Linked DNA regions of Mus musculus: region 2 is linked to region 1. The links are chromatin loops, found by intact Hi-C in ENCODE. Cell type or tissue: heart. All regions are shown on one strand.

Region 1 (8,000 bases):
GGTCCCCAAGGAATGGCAGTTTCCCTGGGAGAGTCCTGTTGCAATAATTTCTTACCCCAGTAAGCCCATATAAAAACCACACAATCAGTTATTATATTTATAAGCTATAATGCCTAGATTGGGCAGATCTACCACTACACTAACTTTTCCCCCAGCTATGAGATGGATGGATGGCTACTTGTGGCTTCTTCAGGCCATGTGGTCCTGCTCCATCTTCCTCCCAGCTCCTCTTCCTCTGTTCTTCCACTCTCACACGTCCAGCCCCTCCTTTCCCTTCCACTGCCCAGTCATCAGCTCTACCCTTTATGTGACCAGTCAGAATGGGGAGAAGGTTCCGTGAGATCACCTGAGTGTGTGACCTACTCCTTGTGGGGGCAGCCCCTCTCGAGGAAGCAGAATTAACATCAAAATACGAACAGCACCGGAACAACCTACAACAGTGTCCTGCTTGAAGAAGAGGAAGGCCGAAGCCTGATGCCAGCCAGAGGAAGAACGTGTCTCCCAGAGGGAGATGTGACACAGTTTTGGCCGCTTGTCAGACTACACTGCAGAAAGACTGAAGCTGAGACAAGATGGGTAAGGCTACCTTGACAAGAACTACTCAGTTATTCATAGCTCTAAGCTGCCTGTCAGAACCCAGAGATGGATTTGATGGGGAATTGTCACTGGACCTCATGTTTCTTCATTCATTTCCTTGATGTGGCTATATTCAGTTCCTCTGCTTTTTACTCTTGCACACATGTCTCTTTAACTACTGTACTGGGGATAGTGGCAAGCCTCATTGCAGGATCTAGGCTCAAACCCTGAAAACTTCGCTGACATTTGGGGCTTTGAGCCGAGTTATAAGCCCTACTGGTGGGACCCACCAAGGGTGGGCTGTCTTCCTTTCTCCGCTGTGTGTGATACACAATATCAATAGATGCTTGTGCCCATTAAATTTAACTATAGACAAAAGTTCTAAATACAGAGAAGTGGACAGGGCCAGCAAAAGAACAGCAGCCGTGGAAGAGAAGAAACAAAGGAGGAAGTTTGAAAACCAGGGCTGGAGAGATGGTTCAGTGGTTAAGAGCACCGGCTGCTCTTCCAGAGGTCCTGAGTTCAAATCCCAGCAACCACATGGTAGCTCACAACCATCTGTGGTGGGATCCGATGCCCTCTTCTGGTGTGTCTGAGACAGCTACAGTGTACTCACATACATAAATAATTCTTTTTAAAAAGAAGAGAAAAGAGAGTGAGTATGGCTGCGGGGTCGCGGCTCCGAAATCCGGCGCCATCCGCGCCCGGCGCGGGCAGGCTCGATGGCTCCCGCAAAGAAGGGTGGCGAGAAGAAGAAGGGCCGTTCTGCCATCAACGAGGTGGTGACCCAAGAATACACCATCAACATTCACAAGCGTATCCATGGAGTGGGCTTCAAGAAGAGTGCTCCTTGGGCACTCAAAGAAATTCGGAAGTTTGCCATGAAGGAAATGGGGACACCAGATGTGCTCATTGACACCAGGCTCAATAAAGCCGTCTGGGCCAAGGGAATAAGGAACGTTCCATATCCCATCCGAGTACGCTTGTCCAGAAAACGTAATGAGGATGAGGATTCCCCAAACAAGCTCTACACGCTGGTAACTTACGTGCCTGTTACCACATTCAAAAATCTACAGACGGTCAATGTGGATGAGAACTAACCTGCTCATGTCAAATAAAGTTGCAGAACTGCCAAAAAAAAAAAAAAAAAAAAAAGAAGAGAAAAGAGAAAATGAAAATCTCTTAAAGCAAAACTCTAAACACATAGCCAGTGTTGCTATTCTGAGAGTTTTGGGGAGCGGTAATAGAATTGTTGGATCCTGTTTTAGTCACTGTTCTATGACAGTGAAGAGACACCATGACTAAGGCAACTTACAAAAGGAAGGCATTTTTTAAAATTTTTATTTATATGAGAACACTGCAGCTGTCTTCAAACACACCAGAAGAGGGCATCAGATCCCTTTACAGATGGTTGTGAGCTACCACATGGTTGCTGGGAATTGAACTCAGAACCTCTGGAAGAGCAGTCAGTGCTCTTAACCACTGAGCCATCTCTCCAGCCCCCAAAGGAAAGCATTTAACTGGAGGCCTGCTAACAGTTTTAGAGGGTTAGTCCATGATCATCAGGGTGGGAAGTAGACAGGCATGATGTTGGAGGAGTATCGGGGAGTTTTATGTCCTTATCCATAAGCAGCAGGCGGGGGCAGGGAGGGAGGGAGAGGGCCCAAAGCCCACACCTCCAGTGACATACCTCATCCTACAAGGCCTCACCCCCTAATCCTTCCCAAACAGTTCCACTAACTGGGGATCAAGCATCCAATCCTAGGATTCTGTGGGGGCCATTCCCATTCAAACCCCCAGAGCTCCTTCATGATTGAAAGGATGAATTACTGAGTTGGGTGATTTTAATATGAATATAAACTTCCCATCCTCAGCTGTGGATTAGCAAGCATTACCACCCTGAGCCAACTCTAAAAGGAAAAGAAGTATTGATGCCACATTTTTCATTTCTTCGAACGGCAAATTGTTTCTTTTAATGATTTACAGAATAGAAGCAGAAAAAAAAAAGTTGACATTCTAATCTTGACTCATTAAAAACAGGTTATAAGAGATTTGAATTGTTGAGACTGGGGGAGACTGAAGACCAAGACAGGATTGTTGATGAAATCAAATTCTTGATTGATCCATTTGAAATGTAGGCAATTTCCTAACTCGCTGCTGCCAGTATGTGGTGAGAAATGTGTCTTAGCTGCTCCCAGCCTCCTTTGGGCTGGGTGCGGGTCCCTGGGGCCGCTGCTATGCCAACTGAGGCATTAGCTGTCTCCCTGACCTTTATTTTGAAGTCATTTGGGGGTGTTATCCAAGGACTCTCCTAGGTGGAGGAGGGTCAGCTTTGGCAGCACCTGTGGATGCATTCTGTCAGGCGTCATGGTCTGACTCAGTAAAACTGATTAAGGACGCCCTGACCTGGTTCTCAACTTCCTCAGCTTCACCCTGCCCCCTACCCCGCTGCCTTCTGACTCAGGCCCTTGCCAGACCAGTTGTTGGATTTTTCTTTTTTTTTTTTCCTTAAAGAGCTGGAAGAGGGTTTTTTTTGGGGGGGGGGGGCTTGAGATCCCAGGAATGACTTTAGAAGAAAACTGTGGGGCCGTATTCCATGCGCGCGGGGGCAGTGGATGGGAAGAGGAGGAAGGGGGTGGGAAATGTGAAAAATATTGTCGACACAGTCATCTTGGAGAATTAGGTCATTGGCAGAGCTGACAAACGCTGTCCCACCAGGGAGTCCCAGTTCTGGGAATACAGCCTAGGGAGTTCACACACATGTGCCCCTGAAGATATGTCCAAGGACATCCACCCAAGCACTGCTTGTGACCCCAGAAAGTTGGCCCAGCTTTAAATGCTCATCAAACAAGTCAGGGCAGAGAAAAATAACTTTTGTCTAAGGCATTCACCACAGGCCGGCAGCCATCGGGAGGCCACAATGCGGTGACACTCACTCAGCACAGCCAACAAACAAGTTAAAAGGGCTTTTTGAAAAATCCACTTACTGCCAGGCTGTGGTGGTACACGCCTTTAATCCCATCACTTGGGAGGCAGAGGCAGGCAGATCTCTGAGTTCGGGGCCAGCCTGGTCTGCAGAGAGAGCTCCAGGACAGTCAAGACTACTCAGAGAAGCCCTGTCTCAAAAACCAAAAATAACAACAACAACAACAAAATGATTTACTGTCTTTTATTGTTTAGTGATGCTTTTTTTTTTTTAAATCAAAATTGGTGCCGATTAGGTGTTCAGCTGGTGAAGTGTTTGGCATTCCTGCATGAGGTTCTGAGTTCAGTCCCTGGCACCCACATAAAAAGTTGAGTGTGGTAGTATACATTTATAATCATAGCACTGGGAAGACAGAGAGATGCTGATCTCAGGGTCTCGCTGGCTAAACCAGCTTAGCCTAATTGATGAGTCCTGGGTCCCAGTTTGGAACCCTGTCTCAAAGAACAAACGACAGCCATCGAGATGGCTCAGCAGATAAATATGGGGCTTGCTGTCAAGCTTGCCGACCTATGTTCAGTCCTTAGAACCCACAGATTGGAAGTCAAAAACCCATTTTCAAAGATGGTTCTCTGACCTCCACATGTGTGCTATGTAACTGGCACTCACAGACAGACAGACAGACAGACCTATATAAATAAATGTAACAACAATAACAATAACAAAACAGCAGGTGGATAGTACATTCAAAGTTGACTTCTTTTTTTTTTTTTTTTTAAAGATTTATTTATTTATTATATGTAAGTACACTGTAGCTGTCTTCAGACACTCCAGAAGAGGGAGTCAGATCTCATTACGGATGGTTGTGAGCCACCATGTGGTTGCTGGGATTTGAACTCCGGACCTTCGGAAGAGCAGTCGGGTGCTCTTACCCACTGAGCCATCTCACCAGCCCCTCAAAGTTGACTTCTGCCCTACACACACACACACACACACACACAAGGAAAGAAAGAAAGAAACCCCCCAAACCATATAGTACATTGTCTGTGGATATTTGTAAGTGTGATAAAATGTAGCACCCTAGATTAGAAAGATGAAACCCGGGGGCTGGTGAGATAGCTCAGCAGGTAAGAGCACCCGACTGCTCTTCCAAAGGTCCTGAGTTCAAATCCCAGCAACCACATGGTGGCTCACAACCATCCGTAATGAGATCTGATGCCCTCTTCTGGAGTGTCTGAAGACAGCTATGGTGTACTTAACATATAATAAATAAACAAATCTTTAAAAAAAAAAAAAGAAAGATGAACCCCAAGCTCCTCCGTTAGTTAGGGTAGGTAAAGTCCACACAGCTATAACAAACAATGTCCAGCACTACAGTGGCAGTGACAACTATTTCTTGATTGTGTCCATAAGTATCCATGAGGAGACAACGGTGCTCAGTTTGATGCCTCCTCCTCACTCTGGCACCAGGTTGACCGGCAGCCACTGGCTGCCACGACAGTGAAAAGGAGAGCCTAGCAAGACTCCCCATCTCTCTAAGCTTCATGTCAGCCAAGGGAAAATGTATGGCGAAAGGCCTTCAAGGGAGCAGGGAGCAGGCAAGAGTTATTCTGCTATGTGTCCCAACTCCACCCAAATACTGATGGCCTCTGGGGAGAATAAGGAAGAGTACTGTGGGTTCTCCACCTTAATTACATTAAGTGTGTCACTTGTATGCACTCTCTCTCTCTCTCTCTCTCTGTCTCTCTCTCTTCCCCACCCCCACAAGGGGGATGCATACATGTGTGTGTGCATGTGTGTGTGCATGTATGTGTGCTCTGTATGAGTTCAGTCGTGTATATGCCACAGCACACTTATAGAGAGAGGTCAGTGGACAACCTCAGATGTCAGTCCCCACTTTCTACCTTTTTTTTCTTGTTTTTGACATAAGAGTCACAGGGCTGGAGAGATGACTCAGCGGTAAAGAGCACTGAAAACTCTTGTAGAGGTCCTGAGTTCAATTCCCAGCAAGTACATGGTGGCTCACAACCGTCTGTAATAGGATCTGAAGCCCTCTTCTGGTGTGTCCAAAGACAGCAACAGGGTACACACATACACAAGAAAAAATAAATAAATAAAACAAAGAGCCTCTGTAGCCAAGGCTGCCCAGATACTTGCTATGTAGACCAGGTTGGCTTTCAACTCAAAAAGCTCTGCCTGCCACTGCGTTGTGGTTGAATGAGAAATGTTCCCCACACTGCTCTTCATTTACTCTCTGCTTCCTGCCTACAGTTCAAGCTCTGAGACACCAAAGCTTTTAAATTCAGGCTCCATTTTAGAGAACCTGACGTTAAGTTTAAACTCAGGTAGACTAACAGGCTGGTATCTAACATTAGTTTCCAAGTTGCCCCAGCCCCCAACAGAACCTGAGCCTAGCTCCAGTCTCTAGGCTAATCCCCAACAAGAGTAGAGTTTCCAGGATGCACAAGACCAGTGTCTCCTGGTTATTCCCCCAACAAACCTGCAGACCCAGGTTACAAACCCACCCCCTGCCTATCGACCACCAATGCAGAGGGGAACAGAAGTTAAGTTTATGATCTGACTCCCAGCTCCAGCCAATTATGGTAAAGGCCACAGCAGCTTTCCAAATAGATGCTTACACATGCATTCCCTGCTTGCTGCTTACTATAAAGCCTTGTCCCGATAGAGATTTGGGGCTGTACCACCACCAAAACCATCCTGCGTGACAGCGGTGCATTGGGGGGGGGGGTAAGCTAGCTGGAATAGAATGAAGACCCTGCTGTGAGTTGCATCAGATTGGCTCCTTTGTGTGTTTTTGAAGATCACTAACATTTCCCTGACACAATGGCTCTGAGCTCTCAGCTTGCTGTTCCAGCCACAACAGCTGTTGTGATAGTGACAGACACTTATCCTGATGAAACTGGAACCTCAGATGAACCCTTTCTTCTATAAGTTGCCTTGATCGTGATGGCTTGTTTGTTTGTTTTCAAGACAGGGTTTCTCTGTGTAGCCCTGGCTGTCCTGGAACTTACTTTGTAGACCAGGCTGGCCTCGAACTCAGAAATCTGCCTTCCTCTGCCTCCCGAGTGCTGGGATTAAAGGTGTGCGCCACTACGCCTGGCTCTGATCGTGGTGTTTTTATCTCAGAAGTAGAAAGGTAACTAAGAAGTACTGCTTCCCAAGTACTGGGGTTACAGGTGTGCCAGCAGGATGGGCTTCCATCTTGATTTGAGGTGGAATCTCTTCCATTCACCTCTGCATCTGCCATTAGATGTCTGGGGAGCTTTTCATGATTCTCCTGACTTGATATATATATCTATCACTCAATGTAGACTTCTGAACTACACACACACACACACACACACACACACACACACACACACACACACACACACACACACACAGGAAAAGCCTAGGCTGGAGAGATGGCTCAGAGGTTAAGAGCACTGACTGCTCTTCCAGAGGTCCTGCATTCAATTCCCAGCAACCACATGGTGGCTCACAACCATCTGTAATGGGATCTGGTGTCCTATTCTGGTGTTTCTGAAGACAGCTACAGTGCACTCATATATATAAAATAAATCTTAAAAAAAAAACTAGAAAGATGAACCCCGAGTCCCCCGGTCAGTCGGAGTAGGATAAATCCATGCAGCTATGACAAACAAGTCAGCCTTTTCAAAGAGAAACCTTCCTAATGCTGCATGTAACCTGTGATTCCCAACCGGACTAGATTTTTCTACAAATTTGTGCCTCTATGGCTGCATTGAGAAGTCTCCAGTTTCTGGGTGACTATCTACTATCACTGACTATATTCACAGTCCTATGTGTGACTATTACTGTGACAACTTCTCCGAGTTTCCTGGCAGTCTCTCTCTTTCTGCTTAGGACGTCCTATGCCCTTGCATGCTAGTCACCCCACTGCAGCCCCTCCTCTCAGGGCTCATTCTCTCCTCCTCAGCGGAGGGGATGGCTCTGGCCCCACCTCCACATTTCAGACCTAAGATTTCAGAAACTGGTCAGAGCACAAGAGTTCCGTCAATGAAGGCAGAGAGCATCAACTTGGGACTTTCAAAAGGTCTTTATTCTTTAGAGGACCTGGGGGTCCTCTCTGCCAGCCGAACCTTGGATCTAGTTGTTGGCAATGGTCTAAAACAAACAAACAAACAAAGAAACAAACAAAAATCAGAAGGTTGGAAAAGAACAAAATTAGTTAAGATTGCAAGCTTCGGGACTGAAGGGACTGGGTGAAAGGCCTAGCTCTGTGACTGGATCCTGTGTGTCTCTGGGAGAGTGACTTGACCTCTCGAAGCATTAGTTTCCTCATCTCCTTAAGAGAGGTAATAATAGCAGTTGCCTCATGGGTATTCTTTTGTTTGCTTTGTTTTCTGAGACATGGTTTCTCTGTGTACCTGCTGTCCTGGAACTTACTCTGTAGACAAGGCTAGTTTTGAACTCAAAGATCAATGTGCATCTGTCTCTGCCTCACAAGTGCTGGGTTTAA
Region 2 (8,000 bases), 190 kb after region 1:
CATGCGGTGGTGGTTTGAATCTGCTTGGCCCATGGGAAGTGGCAGTATTAGGAGGTGTGGCCTTATTGGAGGAAATGTGTCACTGTGTAGCTGTGCCAGCTTTGAGGTTTCCTAGTGTTCAAGCTCTGCCCAGTGTGGAAGGTGGTCTCCCTCTGCTGCCTGTGGAACAAGGATCAAGATGTAGAACTCTCGGGGCTCCTCCAGCACCAAGTCTGCCTGCATGGTGCCGTGCTTCCTACCATGATAATGGACAGAGCCTCTGAAACTGTAAGCCAGCCCCAACAGCCTTCACAACAGCTGCCTTGGTCTTTATAAGCAATAAAACCCTATCTAAAATGCATGTGTTTGTGTTTTCAGACAGAGTCTGATGCAACCCAGGCTGGCCTCAAACTTGATATAATGCAGCCAAGCCTGAACTTGAATTCCTGGTCCTTATTCTTCTGCCTCCCAAATTCAAGGATTAGTAAGTATTGTGTGTGAGGACAGTTGCTCATTCTGGGAACAAGTGGATGTTGCTAAAAGGCGTTGACAGAAAATTAAAGGGTTAACAATCACAATAACCCTGAAGACAGACGGGGGCTCTGAAATGTTCCCAGCCCTTGTGACTGGTGACAACCAGTCACATATCTCTAGTGACTCCCTACCCCCTCCCTTTGAGCTATATTGTGGCTCTCTTGAGTGACAATGCTAGGCCAGGTATGCCTGTCACCTGCTCTGTCAGACATACTTATCCCTGTGAGCCCACAGAGCAGGTACCTTTAAATGATGAAAATTATGGCACTGGAAAGATGGCTCAGTGGTGAAAGGTGCTTGGGGCTTCTGCAGAGAACACCAAATTCACCTCCCAGCATTCACTGGGTGGCTCACGACTGTCTGTAACTCTGGTTTCAGGAGATCTGATAGCCTCTTCCAGCTTTAGATAATATACTCACGCAATCCCCCCTCCCCCGACACATATACATAATAAAAATAAATAAACATAAGTAAGTAAATAGTGAGGAGTTTGAGCCCAGGTAAGGTTAAGAGAGCATTGGGTGGAGTACTAGATGCGCCATATTCCCTTCAAGTGATTTTTTTTTAATGTATATGAGTACACTGTAGCTGTCTTCAACCAGAAGAGGGCATCAGATCCCATTACAGGTGGTTGTGAGCCATCATGTGGTTGCTGGGAATTGAACTCAGGACATCTGGAAGGGTAGTCAGTGTTCTTAACCACTGAGCTCCCCCCCCCTTACTCCCGGCGCCATATTTCCTACTTTCCTGGCCCTTGCACAATAGTCTTAACCTTTAGTTTCTCAATTCTCTTTTGTACAAAATGGGGACAACACTAAAATACCTTATTGACATAGTGGGAAATGTCATGTTAAATTAACAATGTAAATTTAGTTTTCAAGACGGGTGTGGCAGTGCACACCTTTCATTCCTTTCATTCAAGAGGCAGAGGCAGGTGGATCTCTGAGTTTGAGGCCAGCCTGGTCTACAAAGCAAGTTTCAGCACAGCCAGGGCAACAGAGAAACCCTGTCTTGGGGAGGTGTGGAATCAGTTTTTGTTTTTGTTTTTGGTTTTGGTTTTGGTTTTTTGAGACAGGGTTTCTCTGTGTAGCCCTGGCTGTCCTGGAACTCACTTTGTAGACCAGGCTGGCCTCGAACTCAGAAATCCACCTGCCTCTGCCTCCCAAGTGCTGGGATTAAAGGCATGCGCCACCACGCCCGGCTGGAATCAGTTTTTAAATATCATAAATTTCCATTTTAGGCACTGGAGAAAATTCAAGGAATGAAATAGGTAATTTATTTTGTGATAAGTAGCAAGGCAAAAAAAAAAAAAATACTATACAGTGATGTCAACAGACATGGCATTTTAGAAAGGCCCTGACATTTTGTCCGGACAGCCAGGGAAGGCCTCCCTAAGAGGTGCTTATGAGTACAGACCTGAAAAACTGTGTGGGAATGTTGTAGTCAGGTGGCTTAAAGGGTGAAGGTGTCTGCAAAGCCTGACAGCCTGAGTTGAGCTCCAGTGTCCCCAGTGAGACACCTGGATGTGTCACACACACCTGTAATTCCAGCATTCCATCAGTGAGCTGAGAGGTGGAGACAGGAGAATCACTCAGAAGTTTCTGAGCCAGTAATTTCTTTCTTCTTTCCTTCTTTCTTTCTTTTTTTTTTTTTTTTTTTTTTTTTTTGAGACAGGGTTTCTCTGTATACCCCTGGCTGTCCTGGAACTCACTTTGTAGACCAGGATGACCTCGAACTCGGAAATCGGCCTGTCTCTGCCTCCCGAGTGCTGGGATTAAAGGCGTACACCACCACACCTGGCCCGTAATTTCTTGACGTTCATTATTTCAGTAGTTTGGCAGGCAAAGAGAGGGGTCACAAATGTCCCTTTAGAATGTCTTCATTTCAGGAGGGTGCATTCTAGCACTGGGGAGACAGAAATAGGCAGATTTTGAGGACAGCCTGGTCTATAGAGCTAGTTCTAGGCCAGTCGGGCAGAGCTACACAGTGAGAAACACATACTCTACATATATACACATTATGTATATGTATATATATACATATATATGTGTGTGTGTTGTTTGTATGTATTGTGTGTTTGTGTGTATGTATGTACATGTGTGTGTTTGTGTTTGTGTTTGTGTGTGTGTGTGTTGGTCAGACTGGTTATAATCTTAGAAGGATAGGCAGAGGCTGGCAAGATGGCTCAGCAGGTAAGAGCACTGACTACTCTTCCAAAGGTCCTAAGTTCAAATCCCAGCAACCACATGGTGGCTCACAACTATCTGTAATGAGATCTGATACCTTCTTCTAGTGTGTCTGAAGACAGCTACAGTGTACTTATATATAATAATAATAAAGAAATCTTTGGGCTGGAGCGAGCAGGGTCTGAGCGAGTGGAGTTGACCGAAGCGAGCAGGGCTGACCGGAGCCAGAGGGGTTGACTAGAGTGAGCAGAGGTCCTAAAAATCAATTCAACAACCACATGAAAGCTCACAACCATCTGTACAGTTACAGTGTACTCATATACATAAAATAAATAATTAAATCTAACAAAAAAAACCAAGGATAGGCAGGAGGGTTGTTTGAGTCTGAGGCAGGCCTGGACTGCATACTCCATCAGGATAGTCAGGGAAAGCAAGAGACACATCTAGAAGAAGAAGAGGAAAAAGAAGAAGGAGGAGGAAGAAGAGGAAGAAGAGGAGGAGAGAGGGAGGAGGATTAAGAATAATGCCCTCTGCTGCTATGTGCCTCTCTGTCCCAGACTCCTACATTCCTAACCCCAAGTCTGATTTTGCTCCTAAAACACAGCTCTTGTGTATTCTATATCTAGAAATGGGTCTCTGACTAAAGAAAATGACTCCAGCAAAGCAAGGCTACATTAGAAGGATGTTCAGAGCCAGGCGTGGTGGCGCACGCCTTTAATCCCAGCACTCGGGAGGCAGAGGCAGGCGGATTTCTGAGTTCGAGGCCAGCCTGGTCTACAAAGTGAGTTCCAGGACAGCCAGGACTACACAGAGAAACCCTGTCTCAAAAACACCAAAAAAAAAAAAAAAAAGGATGTTCAGCTTTCGGTCAGGGGCTACACTGGGTTTTCATTCCTGATACAAAGGTGTCCTTTCCCTTGCTCTGTGTGGGCAGAGCTCCCTCACTTTAGTACAAGATCAGTTCATTTAAAAGCACAGCGAGGTGCCTAAGCCAAGTGTACTTAATTTTTGAGAAGGAGACGTGACCTTGAACACATACTTTAATTGTTAAGGAACATTAACTGGGGGGGGGGTGTTCCCAGATGCCATCTTTACCAGTTTTTAAATTTTGCTTTATTTAATAATGTGTATGACTGTGTGGGTCTGGTTATGGTTATGTGTAGGTGCCCACTGGCATTTGTGCCGCCTGACTGGGGTATTGGGAGCTGAACTTGGGTCCCCTACAATAGCTTTTTTTTTTTTTTTTTTAAGATTTATTTATATGAGTACACTGACTGTAGCTGTCTTCAGACACACCAATAGAGGGCATCAGATCCCATTACAGATGGTGGTGAGCCACCATGTGGTTGCTGGGGATTGAACTCAGGACCTCTGGCAGAGCAGTCAATGCTCTTAACCTTTTTTTTTGTTGTTTTGTTGTTGTTTTTTGTTTGTTTGTTTGTTTTTCTAGACAGGGTTTCTCTGTGTAGCCCTGGCTGGCCTTGAACTCAGAAATCCACCTGCCTGTGCCTCCTGAGTGCTGGAATTAAAGGCGTGCACCACCACACCGGGATACAAGAGCTCTTAACCCATCTCTCTAGCCTATTTTTCCTTTCTTTTCCTCCTCCTCCTCCTCCTCCTCCTCCTCCTTAATGTTAGGTTAGGGCTCTGTAACCTTTAAGTCCTGATTTCACAGTCTGAAGAACAGAAAGGCCACAGACAGATCTTGGAGACTCTGTGCAAGTGATACATGGGTCTTGGGGTTTTATAGAACAGAAAAGGGGGATCTTCAGGGATGGCAGATTCTATTTGCCGAGCAGCTCCCCCGATGTCTCACAACGTAGGTAGCAGCGGGTTTGCTGCATGGATCTCCTGAACTTGAACCTATGACAGGTGCTGTCAATTATGTCAGCTTTCCAGTTCAGAGCGCCTCGGTCCACCTGAGGCTTTTTGATCATTGTCAGGTCCCTAACAAACAGGATAAGTCTCACCTGGCACCTGTGGCGCCTCCCAGCTCTTCTCCCTCTCCAACCCCCAAACCTCTCCAGTTTAGGGGCTGGCCTTTCTTTACCCCAGTCTTTCCTTCTTGTATAAACCACTCATTTGAGTCTTAAGCTCTCTTGGCCCTGCTCTGGGTCTCTTGGTTCTTGGCCAGCTTGGTCGGCTTGCCTTCCCCTCCCTCTCTTTCCTCCTCCCTCCTTCCTTGCCTGCTCTTCCCCTCCCATCTCCTCTCCTGACCTGGTTCATTCTGGAGCCTTGCTGTGCACGCCATCTAACTCCAATAAAAACCTTCTCAACAGTCCTTGGAAGCACCAGGAGTACCGTCCTCATTTTCATTCCACCATTAACCCTTCACTGTCCACTCCCCTCTGTCCCACTTCCAGCTCTCCCCACTTCTCTTCTAAATCTGCTCCTTCTGGGGTTTCTAAATCTTTGGTAGACATTCTATCTCCTTCATTAGCCATGCTAGAGAAACCAGCGTATCATAGTGGACAGAGCAGTCAGGTGTCATCATGTGCTCAGAGAAGCAAAGAGGGACAGGGAGGCAGCTAGGAGAGAAAGGCCCAGGGCCTGAGACTGAAAAGTAAATTACTAAGCTGGGCTATGTCGCACACCTTTAATCTCAGGACTTGGGAGGCAGAGGCAGGCTGGTTTTTGAGTTTAAGGCCAGCCTGGTCTACAGATCAAGTTCCAGGACAGCCAGAGCTACATAGAGAAACCCTGTCTAGAAAACAACAAGAAGAAGAAAGTCAGTTACTGGAAGAGTGAGACAGTAGTGGTCAGTTCGTCCTTGTAGAAATTCAGCTTCCTCATTCCCCAGGCCTTACACTTACTTCATTATCTCTGGCCTTTATTTCTGCAAGTCTTTCTGAGACAGGGATTTACAGTACAGCCCAGGCACAACCAAACCAGCACCGCAATTCTACACTGTCTCCTTCTCTCTGCCCCCCTCCCCCATGGGAATGTATTTTTATTGTATGGGTGTTTTCTCTGCATTTTTTTTTTTTTTGAGACAGGGTTTCTCTGTGTAGCCCTGGTGTCCTGGAACTCACTTCATAGACCAGGCTGGCCTCAAACTCAGAAATCTGCCTGCCTCTGCCTCCCGAGTACTGGGATTAAAGGCGTGTGCCACTACTGCCCTGCTCTTCGCATGTTTTTAAGTGTGCTGTGTGTATGCCTAGTGCTCACCAAGGCCAGGAGAGGGTTCTGGAACCCTTGGGTCTACAGACAGACACCTGTAACCCAGGTTTCTGCAAGAGCAGCAAGTGCTTTTTTTTTTTTTGGAAGAAGAGAAAGATAGAAACAGACACACACACGCACATATATACATATATATATATATATATATATATATATATATATATATATATATATATATAGAGAGAGAGAGAGAGAGAGAGAGGTACACAGAGAGAGACAGAGAGACACAGAGAGACAGAGAGAGTCAGAGTTTATGAGGCCCTGACTTTTCTGGAACTCACATGACTATTTTGACATCTTCTTGTCTAAACTCTATTTTATAATTTGCTTAGACAGTCCTTAGCCTTCTACTCCCCAATAGTCATGTCTGCCTTGGCAACACACTTGAGATTTCCATGGCCTTGATCATAGTCTAGATATATTAACCAAAATAATTATTATAAACCAAAATAAATGAAGAAAGTATAAGTTAAAAATAACTGTCATGTTATGTCTGAGGTAATTACTATGCTCTGCCAGAAATGAATTTTTCAAGGTTACTCTGGCCCTCATCTAACTTTGATGTGAGTTGGTCTTTGTGATTTTTGCTTCTAAAAATGTTCCCCTGAGCTTAGGTGCTGAGAGGCTCTGAGGCATGAGCCTGCTCTTTGATGCTGGCTAGTAAAGGATTCACATTCATTTGGGGCATGGGCTTTGAGACAAGGTATCATGTGGAGCCCTGCCTGTACTAGAACCAGCTCTGCAGACCAGGCTGGCCTCAAACTCACAGAAACCCACTTGCACACTGACATGCAAATTCTTTTTTCATTCTTTCTTTCTTTTTCTTTTTTTTTTTTTTTTTTTTTTTTTTTTTTTTTTTTTTTGGGTTTTCGAGACAGGGTTTCTCTGTATAGCCCTGGCTGTCCTGGAACTCACTTTGTAGACCAGGCTGGCCTCGAACTCAGAAATCCACCTGCCTCTGCCTCCCGAGTGCTGGGATTAAAGGCATGCGCCACCACACCTGACCTTTTTTCTTAAATAACTTTTCATTTATGTATTTTTTTCATGTATGAGTATTCTATCTGCATGTACACTTGCATCCCAGAAGAGAACATTAGATCCCTTTACGGATAGTTGTGGGCCACCATGTGTTTGCTGGGAATTGAACTCAGGACCTTTGCAAGAATAGCCCCATGCTCTTAACCACTGAGCCATCTCACCAGCCCCTCACTTTCTCTTAATGGGCTTAGTGTGTTGTCCTTGTTGTTGTTGGTATCATTCTCATGTAGATTATTGCACTCTGTAGACCAGGCTGGTCTGGAATTTACAGAGCTCTGTCTGCCTCAGCCTCCCGAGTGCTGGGATTAAAGGAGTGTACTGCTATTTCCAACGGCAAAAGCTCTTAACCCTCAACCCCCCTCAACCATCTCTTTGGCCCCTCTTCCTCTTTAAAAAAATATTTAAAATTATTCTTATTATTTTAATTATGTGTATCAGTGTGGCCTATCTGTATGTGGGCAAATGCATGTGACTGTAGGTGCCGGCAGAGGCTAGGTGTTGGATTCTTTGAAACTGGAGCTCCAGATGGTTGTGGGGGCTGGGATTTGAACTCAGGACCTCTGGAAGAGCAGAATGCACTTTTAACCACTGAGCCACCTCTCTAGCCCTATTTATTTATTCATTAACTTCTTTTTGGTGTTTCGAGACAGGGTTTCTCTGAGCAGCCCTGGCTGTCCTGGAACTCACTGTGTAGATGACCCTGGCCTCCAACTCAGAGATCTTTCTGCCTTTCTGCCTTTGCTCCGCAAAGTTGTGTGCCCCCACACCAAGCTCAGCTGCTTTATTTTTTAGTGTGGTGTGTGTGCCTGCCTGTTTGTAGATGTGCGGAGAGCCCTTGATGCTGCTTCAAGGACATTGGTAAGAATATTTACATTGGGCTGGAAGGACAAGAGAATAGGTTCAGATAAGAATATTTACAGTGGGCTAGGACAAAGCTCAAGACAATAGAGCCGAGGAACGTATTTTATTCCTGGTATCTTGGTCTTCTGATAAACCCCTAGACACATTGCCTGCAGGACTTTGTTTATGGCCTTGTTTGTTCTTTTACTACTTCGTCTCTGCATTGTTTGTTCCTCATCTTTG

Evidence for each region. Hi-C counts contacts between places; a loop is a spot of excess contacts. Peaks named below come from ENCODE experiments on the same cell type or tissue, not always from the same donor. Only the 100,000 strongest peaks of a DNase experiment are listed, where the experiment ranks them.
Region 2: it touches region 1 in a loop (2.6-fold over the local background); 1 of 42 quality-filtered maps calls a loop at or near these places.

Annotation. Positions count from the first base shown.
Region 1 is chr4:137,394,001-137,402,000 of GRCm38, forward strand. Cela3a (chymotrypsin-like elastase family, member 3A) reads right to left here. Exons shown (of 8, transcript NM_001126318.1): 8 at 7,554-7,645. The coding sequence ends at 7,628. It also overlaps the pseudogene Rpl31-ps10. Among named protein-coding and RNA genes, the nearest start is that of Gm52681, 11 kb to the left of the region's middle. In heart, no CTCF peak of the experiment used is centred here; DNase peaks (open chromatin) are centred at 2,941 and 3,321.
Region 2 is chr4:137,582,642-137,590,641 of GRCm38, forward strand. No RefSeq gene overlaps it. Among named protein-coding and RNA genes, the nearest start is that of Usp48, 7.5 kb to the right of the region's middle. In heart, no CTCF peak of the experiment used is centred here; no DNase peak of the experiment used is centred here; H3K27me3 peaks cover 1,099 bases.